2 separate regions of the Homo sapiens genome follow, and region 1 is linked to region 2. A link is a contact called in ENCODE Hi-C or POLR2A ChIA-PET data. All regions are on one chromosome and are shown on one strand. The core of a region is the stretch at or near the end of the contact, and the rest is flanking DNA. Distances in the headings are between cores, read along the strand shown.

Evidence for each region. A loop is a pair of places that touch in the nucleus more often than their neighbours do. ChIA-PET counts read pairs that join two places held with the same protein, here RNA polymerase II (POLR2A). Pooled maps may share reads with other maps.
Region 1: a pooled map shows a loop between it and region 2 (2.7-fold over the local background). The contact joins the enhancer-like site here to the promoter of AMMECR1L in region 2. A Hi-C loop is called at or near these places in 3 of 168 maps with a recorded cell type or tissue (PC-9, gastrocnemius medialis and ovary) and 13 of 50 pooled maps. POLR2A ChIA-PET finds 5 or more read pairs at or near these places in 1 of 52 experiments (activated CD4-positive, alpha-beta T cell).

The regions. Positions count from the first base shown.
Region 1 is chr2:128,303,232-128,308,033 of GRCh38, forward strand. All of the region lies in intron 1 of HS6ST1 (heparan sulfate 6-O-sulfotransferase 1), which reads right to left. Among named protein-coding and RNA genes, the nearest start is that of HS6ST1, 13 kb to the right of the region's middle. RefSeq lists an enhancer at 41-120. Within about 2 kb of position 2,725, at least 27 of the 41 ENCODE cell types and tissues checked have a DNase peak (open chromatin) inside an H3K27ac peak, as active enhancers do; they include PC-9, gastrocnemius medialis and ovary, where a contact is called at or near this core.
Region 2 is chr2:127,884,038-127,889,416 of GRCh38, forward strand. AMMECR1L (AMMECR1 like) reads right to left here and starts at 1,919. Exons shown (of 8, transcript NM_001199140.2): 1 at 1,773-1,919; 2 at 166-275. LOC107985944 (a long non-coding RNA gene) reads left to right here and starts at 3,081. Exons shown (of 2, transcript XR_001739707.2): 1 at 3,081-5,331. It also overlaps the pseudogene LOC107985803. RefSeq lists enhancers at 1,790-2,385, 2,170-2,249, 2,260-2,519 and silencers at 1,810-1,859, 1,870-2,039, 2,750-2,799.

The sequences.
Region 1 (4,802 bases), core at 1,475-3,974, 420 kb after region 2:
GCTTTGCAGCATCACAGAGGACAGTAAAGGCAGGGCCAGGAGGGCATGTGAAGTGCTCAGGGACACGGGGCCATGCAGAGGAGCTGGGAGCAGGCTGACCCTGACCCTAACAGCACAACACCCATGGGGCCACCCTGAGGGCTGAGGACAGCTCTATGTAGTGCCTCTGTGCTTGAGAACAAGTTCTAGAATCAGCATGCATTACTGTTACAGTAAGAACAAAACCGAAGAGAAGTACCTAAAACGTAGTTTCCAGATCTAGCACCCAATCATGCAAAACCCTGAGCTTAAAGTCCCACCTGCACACGCACCTGTCTGGGCCCAGATGCTCCTCCATACATGGTGGGGGGACACTGGCTGGCCAACCCCGTCAAGTGGGCACTTGCCACCTGTTGGCCAACATCCTTCTGCTTCATGACATCCAGGCTGCCTGCTAAAGGGGACATCTGGGAGGTGCCTAGAAATAAATGGCTGAGGCTCCCTTGGGAGAACGCTACTGCAGCCCAGTGTGGGTGCCCAGGTCCTCACCCAAAGGCCACTGTGGTGGCTACTTTTAGGTGTCAACTTCACTGGGTTAAAAGACACCAAGATTGCTGGTAAAGCTTTGTTTCTGGGTATGTCTGTGATTGGCATTTGAATGGGTGGATTGAGAAAAGAAGACTGACTTCTCCAGCGTGAGCAGAGATCTTCCAATCTACCGCACGCCTCAACAGAACAGGAAGGTGGAGGAAGGGTGAATCTCCTCTCTCTTCTGGAGCTGGGACACTCATCTTCTTGCCCTTGGACATCAGAACTCCAGGTTCTCGGGCCTTTGGGCTCTGGGACCTAACACCACAGCCCCCAGGTTCTCAGGCCTTTGGCCTTGGACTAAGCCTGCTCGCTGGCTTCCCTGGTTCTCCAGCTTGCAGATGGCAGATCTCGGGTCATCTTAGTCTCCCTAATTGCATAAGCCTATTCCCCCAATAAATCCTCTTTCACCTGTCTCTATATATCCTATAAGTTCTGTCCCTCTGGAGAACCCTAATATAGCTCCCCCTCCCCGACCCCTACGCTGGGGGATGCTGCCAGCCATGCTCGTCCTCTTGAAGTGTGTCCGAGCCTTTAGAAACTGGGTCTCCCTGTGTGGGTGCTCCCCAGGGACAGAGATGGTGCATGGTACAGGCCTGGTGAGAGGAGGGCCTCTAGCCCCTCAGGACCAGGACCACTGCCTGGGCACTAAGCTGTCTTTGGCTAAGGGGCAGGAGGACGAAACAAGTACCTGTCACAGACTGTAAGGCCCTGGCATCCCTCGGAGGCTGCCTTGCTAATGGACAGCTGCACAGGACTCCAGAAAGGTCCCTGGGTTGGCTGGTGACCTCTGCCCGTGGGTCCCCTCTCGGGAGAGCCCAGCACTGCAGCAATGCACACAGCCGCTGTAGTCAGATGCTGGCCAAAAACCCTCTGCCACTGGGAAGATATGGAGGCACCCATGTACCAGAGAACAGGGACAGTGACACTGTGTCCCATCAGAGTGCTCACAGCAGTGTCGCACAGCAGTGGCAGCCCTCACTGGGTCAGTGAGAGGACCCACCCTGGAGCACTCAGCATCTCATGACACTCAGGAATGGCTACCTTCCTCTCCTGCAGCTGGGCTGGGCTGCACTGGGGAGGGCGGGTGACTGAGCACCCACACACACTTGCAGGCCATCATCCCCTGGCTCTGTGGCAACCCATGGAACATGGTCCCCAGGGCCTTCCTGGTGGCCCAGGGCAGTGCCTGTGATCTGTGTGGAATGCACAGGGTCAGTGTCATGCAGGAGGCAGCTCCCTGCTATGAGGGCCTCCTAAGCTCTCCATTCTGGATTCTCCAGCCTTTGCTGGCCTGACCCATTGCCTGCCTGGGTCCCCATTTGACCCACTTGCTGAAGGATGGGGGTTTGCTCCTGTCCTGGAACAGCCACACCAATCCCAATACCTGCCTTTTACCCACTTGGCTGAAACCTGACACCCCTCTACTTTGTAAGAATGATGTTCTCTGCTGGGAACGTTGCCAGCCCAGCTTCCAGGAAAGCAGAGTAACAAACCCCTCCTTGCTGGGCCTGGCTTCCCGATGGGCCTGCTTGGACAGTTTTAAAGCATGACTTGGGAGGCCTGAACTTTTGCAGGGTTCAGGACGTGTGCCGACAAGCGGCCCTGCCTGGACTTGCGTGAGCTAAACCAACTGCTCAGACCTGCTCACCTTCCTGCCTGCCAGGAGGGAACAGAGGCAGAAGAGGAGGGGCCGAGCCCCTCCAACCGGGAGCCCTGGGGTCTGCAGTGGGCGGGAAGGAAGGAGGCTGTGGCAAGGGTTGGAGCCCGGCTGGCTGAGGCCCTTGTTCTCCAGGCAGAGCTGGAACCCACTCTCACTCTGGGGCCTACCTTCTCCCCGGCTTAGTGCCTGGGCAGAGCCTCTCCTTACGGGTGACATCACAACCCTCTCAACTCCCCCGGGAGACCATCTGCTCTGCCTGCCCTTGATCCTCTCAGGGGAGCTGAAGCATCACACCTGGTGACAGCTGCTTCCAGCAGGCCACTCATTCAGCTGGACCTTGAGGAGGGTGGGCCAGCAGTCCCTCAGGACCTGCCCAGGTTCCCTGCACCATCCTGGACTCCCTGGCGAGCCCACCTGCTCGCAGAGCAGCTGCGTTACCCTCCCAGAGGCAGGCACTGTGGCGGACATGAGCCACACGCCTGGCTCCCCCACTCTGGGGAGTGACCTGCCTGCGACTTGTCACTGGGAGGAGTTTGGGGGAAATCCTGCAGGCACAGGCCTGTGTGTGAATCCCAGCTCTGCCACCGGTGACCTTAGGTGATGAGTTATTTAGGCTCTTTGAGTCTCAGTTTACTCATCTGCAAAACAGCGCCCCTGACAGTGAGGCCTGAATGAGACTGTCACAGCCCCTCCCTGCTCCCAGACTGCACCCTCGGGACAGGAATGCCCTCCTTTGTGCCTCCGCTCCTCAGCAGGGCTAGCACGCTGGTGTCACTCCACAGGACAGTGCCTTCCCTGGCTTTCCCTCCATCAACTGTGGTCGGGCTGGAGGACGTGGCCGCGCCGCTGCGAAGATTTCTCTGCCAGGGAATGTGGACCAGGATTCCAGGGAGAACGCAGCTGCACGCTCCACAGCCTGGCTCCCTGCTCCAGGACGACACCCCCACCCCACCCTGGCCACGATGACGCAAACAGAAAACCTCAGTGCTTACAGATCCCGATCTCCCACGGTCACCAATGCTCTAGAGAGGTAAATATTTACACAGGAGCCTCTAAAGCTCATAACTCAGAGGGGAGATGCTCCCCCTGCCGCCTAGGGGCTGTAAACATTTGTTCCTGCAAGCCCTGCAGCAGAAGGCGCTTTCTAATTCTCAGGTGGATGGTGATGTGTAGGCCCTTCTGTCCCAAGCCAGTGGGGGCATGGCAGCAGGGGTACTGCAAATATGGGGCTGGGGTCACATGGGGTGGGGGCACATTCCAAGGCTGGGATGATGAGGGGGCTACCACCCCCATGCTCCTTTCTGAGGGGGTGCGAAAAGCTTTATCCATACAGCAGTGCCCCACAGGGACAGCCCTGGGTGCGCCCGCAGCAGACGGTGCCCAAGGGGCCTGGGGAGTGAGGGCAGGGCCAGGCACCAGGCTGGAGGCACAGACAGCAGTGTCGTCACTGTCATGGGGGGAGGCTGAGGCACAGGGCGTGGACATTCAGCTCTTTGGCCGGGCTTGGGGGGTGACACAGGCAGGCTTCCCTCTGGGAAACGCCCACCCAGATTTTCACTGGGAGTTGGGGTGGGGGGGTCCCTGTGACTTCAGAGCCGTGGGTTCCAGGCTCTGGTTTTAGGCGGTTTTAGTTGGGTTTCCTTCCAACTCAATCTCAAAGGGACTCCAACACATGCGGCAAAATCGCTGTGAGGGGCCCTGGCACGTGAGGAACTGTCTGCTTGTCTGGCCTTCCTGGGCTCAGGGCTGTGCAGGTGCCACCGTGGGCACTGCTGAGGATCTCCAGGGAAGGCCCTGGGGGGTGCACGCTGCAGGGAGGATGCTGGTCAGCTGCCATCTGTCCACCTGCTCACACTAACAAGCCCCCAGCTGAGCTCTCACCACCAGCAGGGTCCCATGGGGTTCAGAGGTCAGCAGGCATACCTCTTCTTGGCATGTGACTCAGCTGGAAGATGGGATGTACCTGGGCCAGCCTGGCCCTACCTGGTGCAGGCACCGGGATGCCACAGGCCCAAGTCCACACATGGAGAAATGATGAACAGGAGGAGAGAAGCGGGGAGCATGCTACCCATGGAACCTGGCACCAGGACACATAAAGAACGCTTACGAACCAATACGCGAAGCACAAACAACCCTGTAGGGGAAAACAGGCCAAAGACGTGAACAGGTCGGTGGAAGAGACCTCACTGACCGATAAACACATGGTAAGATGCTATCTCTCTGCCATGGGGAAACATGCACTAAGAGCACAGAGGTCCCATTTCCTGGCTCCTGGCCTGGCAGAAATGAGCCAAGAGTGCCCGCCCAAACAATCGGGAACCACGGGCACAGCATGGTGGTGAGGAGAACCTCCCTCTGACACACTCCTAGGGACACATAGGGACCATGAGCGAGCACCGTGGCCGCACCTGGACTGTGATGGCCAAAGTGAATTGCTCCCCGCAGCTGCATTAGAACCAAGCAGAGATCCGTCTGGACTACCTTGATGTTAAGTCCAGCAGTCAATGAATTAAACACGCATGTCAGGGACCAACAGGGATAAATCTCAAAACAAGGCTGAGTGAAGACGGCA
Region 2 (5,379 bases), core at 669-3,168:
ATTTTAAAAGGGAACAAGCGGAAAAACTTCATCAACATTAGGACCCCCTCATGGAAGTAGAAAAATACAAATGAAAACACACCTACATCCCAAAATCCTAGCACATGCCTAAAATCAAAAACTACAACGATGCTCTACTCTAAATATGCCCAAGATAATACTCACTGAAAGCAGAAAGTTTGTATTGCCAGAGGAACAGCTACAACAGAGGAGGGGAGCTATTTTGTCTCTGGAATGAATTTTCTTCCTTCCGATTCCATTCCTTCTTCCTGTACCTAAGACGGAAATGCAGGTGCAGTGAACAAACACCCAGGTAGTGCAGAGGTAAGATAGATACGGTTTCTGAAAAATCACAACTCGACAGAGCAATTTCGGGGGGGTGGGGGGCACAGCAAATAGCTAGAGAACAGGCTCTCCTTATTTCAAAACCTTGCAAACTCTAAATCTGAGGCAGCCGTGAAGTCCCATGCCCTGAATCATCTCATCCTTAGCGTCATCAGCAAGAAGGGAGGACACTGAGAATCAAAGGTTTTATTTATTGAACTCGAGCATGAGACGCACATTAAAACTTCCCCACCACAGATGCAGAGCAAAAGTTGCTCTCAGGCCAGAAGAGACCATTTAAAAGCTCTCCGCCGGTTTCAGAACACAAATAAATTTCCCAATCCTCTGCAAAGACAGAACTGAAGAATTACTGGACAGCACGCCAGAGGCAGGGACCTGAGGGCAGGCCATCTTGCTATGCCGGGAGGAGACGGTCACTGTTGCTAAGGGTCATCCATCCTTAGTCTCGAAGAAATCTCTTCCTGATCTCTTCACCAACTCTCCCCACTACTAGAGAATTGAGCTACTCCCAAAGATGTAAGTAAACAGGAGACTGTTTACATCTCCTGTGGGTGGGAGAGGCCCCACCCACTCTATCCTAGGAGAGGGCAGTGAAAGAGGATAAGGCCCAGAGGGATAAGGGTGAGGGAGCATGGCAAGGAGAGGAGTTCAGATCAGGACAGGGAATGTAGGAGGGCAAGGAGTGAAGGGCACAACCCACAGCCTGGGAAAGAGAGGCATGAAACCCAGCGTGTCAGGTGGACGGATCATGGAATGGGGGGCCAGCGGAGGTTAAGGAAGGAGGGCCCAAGAGTAGGGGTGCGAAAAAGAGAAGAGGAGGAGGAGAAAGTGCGCGTGTGAAGAGTGTTAAGAAAACGACAGGACAGAGCGGGGAGGGGAAAAGCGGGCCGAGGGACAGGGTGAAAGGTGAGAAACGAGGGTATGAGGAAAGAGGGTCCGGGGCGCTGGGGAGTTGGGGAGACGATGGAGCGACGGGTAGAGCAGCTTGGGCCGAGCCGCGGGGGTGGAATCCAGACGCCGGGCGGGGGAGGGGGCGGCGGGGCGGCGGGACGGTGGGTGGGGGCCACCAGGCGGCGCCGGAGACCACCAAACTTTACAGCGAGCGAGCCTGCTTCCTGGAGGGAGTGCAGACAAGGACCAGGAGCGGGAGCCGAGCCTCGCGGCCCGGGGCACGGCGCCGCCCGCCCCTCCCCGGCAGTGCCTCCCGACCCCCTGCCCTCCGCTGGGACATGGCCTGAGGCCCCGCCCGCCGCCCGGGACTCCTCCCCCCCGCTGCCCCCGGACCCTCGCCCCAGGACCGCGGGGTCTCTTCCCGGCCCCGCCGCCCGCCCCGGCGAGAACAGGCCCGGCGGGCAAGGCGGCGGCGGACCGAGGGAGGCCTGGCCCGGCAGCGGGGAGAAGGGTGCGGCGCAGCCCGAGTTTCCCACCTTTTCTCCTGGCCCAGACGCGGCTGGGGCGGACGGGACCTCTCGCGCTCTGCCTCCTCCTCTTGCTTCATGGAGCCATGCGCCTGGGTGGGGGCTCCCGAGAGAAGCTGGCCTGCGGGCGGGCCGGACGCGCTGCGCGGACGGGGCGGGGCGAAGGAGGCCGGCGGGCGGAGGAGGAAGCGGCGGGGCGGCGGCGGCGGCGGCGGCCGGGAAGAACTAGAGGTATTCCCCGGGCGGCTGGAGGACTGAGTCGAGCCGGGACCCGAGTCCTCCGGTATCCCAGCAGCCACCGGAGGCAGTGAGGTAATGGAGGAAGAATGTAGGGAGTCCTCCAGTGGACCACACTCCTTCTAGCGAGCCGCGGAAACCATAGAGATCAGGGCTCAGCCGGAGGGCCGGCCCACTGCTGTCACGTGGCCTCCATCCGTGCGCTTTATTGGCTGGTGCTGGCTTTACGGGGTTGAATTTTGGACGCTGCCTGCCATTCGTGGGACCGAGTTTCAGGCAGCTGGAATAAAGAGAGACATCGGGGGAAAGCCGCGAGAAGGCCAGCGTCCCTGGCTGGGAGCAGAGCTAGCCGAGTAGGGCGCCCGGCTGTCAAAACTGGCCGGCGCAGTGCACGCTGGGCCGCCCCGGAGCGGTCGCAGAGCCCGTCGGGAGTCGTAGTCCGGGACGGGCCCGCAGCATTGTCCGCGACGCAGCTCGGGATCCGCGTCGGGTTGTCGGCCGGGTTGCTGCCAGGCACCGTCGAGCGTTAGCCACCCAGCATTGAGCTGCCAGCGGCTGTTCTCCCTAAGCACCCTCGCTCACGTCGCCTCGCCTCGCCTCGCCTGACCGGCCGCAGCCTTGGATACCAGCCTTAAATCGAGCCGACTACGGCCCAGCCCCGCCCGCGGCGAAGTGCGCGGGGTTCGGTGCCAGCCGCTCGCCCCTGGCCGGGCCAGCCTCTTGATGCACCGGGGACGGGCGCGCCCATCCGACTCTTCGAGGGGCGGCAGGGCCCCATCTGTGTCTTTCGCTCTCGAGCCCCCAGCTAGAGTTGGCTTCAGCGGAATACCTACTGTGCAGGATTATTCAACAAGCCGATTGATCACATTCTTCAGCTCTAGCAGTGCAAAGGCTTCACTGAAAAAGAACATTACAAATTTTTTTTGAAAGAAATTTGGGGGTAAATTTAATTTTAAATACTGATTTTTGATAACATTTGATCTTATGACAGCATTTGTATTTTTAATTACAGATAGGATTACACTAAAAGTCATTTCTGACCTGCTCCCTTACCCTTATGGCTAAAATAAACTGCTAGGCCCTGAAGCAAAGGCGAGCCATGTTCTAGAGCAATGTCTTTCTTGTATTAAAATACGGCCCCATGCTCACATATAGGCTGTTTTGTGTTTTGCTTTTCTGTTGATGCACAAAGGAATCCTTGATATGTTTGTCCTCAAAGACCAAAGACAAGTATCTAGTAAAAAATGCAAATCATATCTAACAGTGAAGCTTTCCAGCAAAAACCTTCTGCTCTAGAATGCATAATTATGCGAGCATAAGATCTACTACTCTAGACTTTTAGCATAATTACCTATAGGCAGCAAAACCCTAGTCAATTGAGTGTCTGGTGCCTCTTGGACCTGGACTTCTCCAAGAGAATGGGCAAGGAGGACGAAAAGGAAGAGACAGCTATGCTTTGTGAAACAGGAGGTGACTTAAAAAAAAAATTCTATAGCAGTCTTCTTAATTCCTGTTACAGACTTGATACGCTTATCTGCTGTTGAGGACACGGTTGCCAGTTTCTAACCTTCTCTGTCTGCCTGAAAAACTAGAAATTAGATGATCATATGGCCTAGAGCCAGAAGTGCAGGAGGCAGAAAGCCAGGGGCCAGTTTTTTTCTTTTTGTTTCTGAATAAGAAGGCCAAATCCTGACTTAAAATAATCAAAATAAATTTTACGGAGTGACGGTCTTTCCAGCTGAAAACCTTAAAACATGGCATCTGGAAGAAGGCCTTAGTCTATTGCTCCCAGGATGGTACTATATAGTCATTAAATAGCCCACAGATAAGGGAGTTATTGCCCCCTCGTTATTGGGCTGCCAGGAATTAAATGATGGAACTAAGTTTCACTTGAAACATTCCCAAATTAAAACAAAAACAAGCCTTGCTTTGAGCTGTTGAAAAGGCATTTTACTGAGAAGATCCAGATGCTATTGCTGTTCTTAAATGATGTTGAAAGGCAAAGGGTCAGGACTTTCAAAAAGTCACTTTGAGGTCACCTCACATAAGCAAGCAACAGTTTGAACTGATGCAAAAACAAACAATGAAATTATGAACAGGAGGAAGAAACTAAAATGAGGGCAGTATATGCCATAAATATGGAAGAGGCTGTCTCTTATTTATCTTCTCATTTCCTGTACATAATACAGAAACCTGGTATGTAATAGGCATACAATTATTTGTGGCTCAACTGAATAAACGAAGATGGAAACCAGCAAGCAGCGGGCAGATAATATACTTGGGAAAGGAGAACTGCAGAGACGCTGGGTGGTTCAAGGCTTCTGCATGATCCTCAAATGTCACCCCAATCTGCTGTGACATAGCTATACCACTCATCAGAATACCCCAAAACAAATTGTCTGCCTCCCTTATGTACAACTTTTATTATTTCTTATCTCGGTTGGTTAAGAATATGTAGTAATGGCCGGGCGCGGTGGCTCACGCCTGTAATCCCAGCACTTTGGGAGGCCGAGGCAGGAGGATCACCTGAGGTCAGGAGTTCGAGACCAGCCTCAACATGGAGAAACCCCGTCTCTACTAAAAATACAAAATTAGCCGGGCGTGGTGGTGCATACCTGTAATTCCAGCTACTCGGGAGGCTGAGGCAGGAGAATTGCTTGAACCTGGGAGGCAGAGTTTGCGGTGAGCTGAGATCGCGCCATTGCACTCCATCCAGCCTGGGCAACAAGAGCGAAACTCCATCTCAAAAAAAAAAAAAAAAAAAAAAGAATATGTAGTAATGGTTAAGAGTCCACTGTGGAATCAGCCTGCATAGGTCCAAATCCCAGCCCTGACTGAATACCTGTGAACAAGTTATATCAGTGACTCAGGCTTATTATCTGTAAAATGGGGATTATAGCATTCCTGCCTCATAGGGATGTTATGAGATTTAAATACCAATAAGTCTGTACATTATAAACCTTATCAGATTGGTGTGGTGAAAATGCTCAGTAACTGAGCCTCGTGAGCATTAGAATGTTGAGATCAGCATGAAGTTAGCCTGTATACTGGGCATACACATTCTTCTGGATTTGCTCCTTTTGTGAGCAATCAATGATGAGCTAAAGGCATTTGCTAACTAGTAGGAATGAAATAAGGTTTCAGACAGGATCTTGGTGGGTGATGTAGATTTTATCTGTCCCATTTGTCCCATTTCTCAACTGGAAGTGAGTCTGGCCTTGGTCTGCATCTGTGCTCTCCCCTTCACAAAAGGCAGGCCCAGAGAGACTCCAGAGATGGCCCCTGTCTCCTGTGTGTCCTCCGCCGCTGTGTCCACTTGGGCACGTCAAAGGTATGATCGGTACTTATCTGATGAAAACAAATCTTTGTATATACAGTT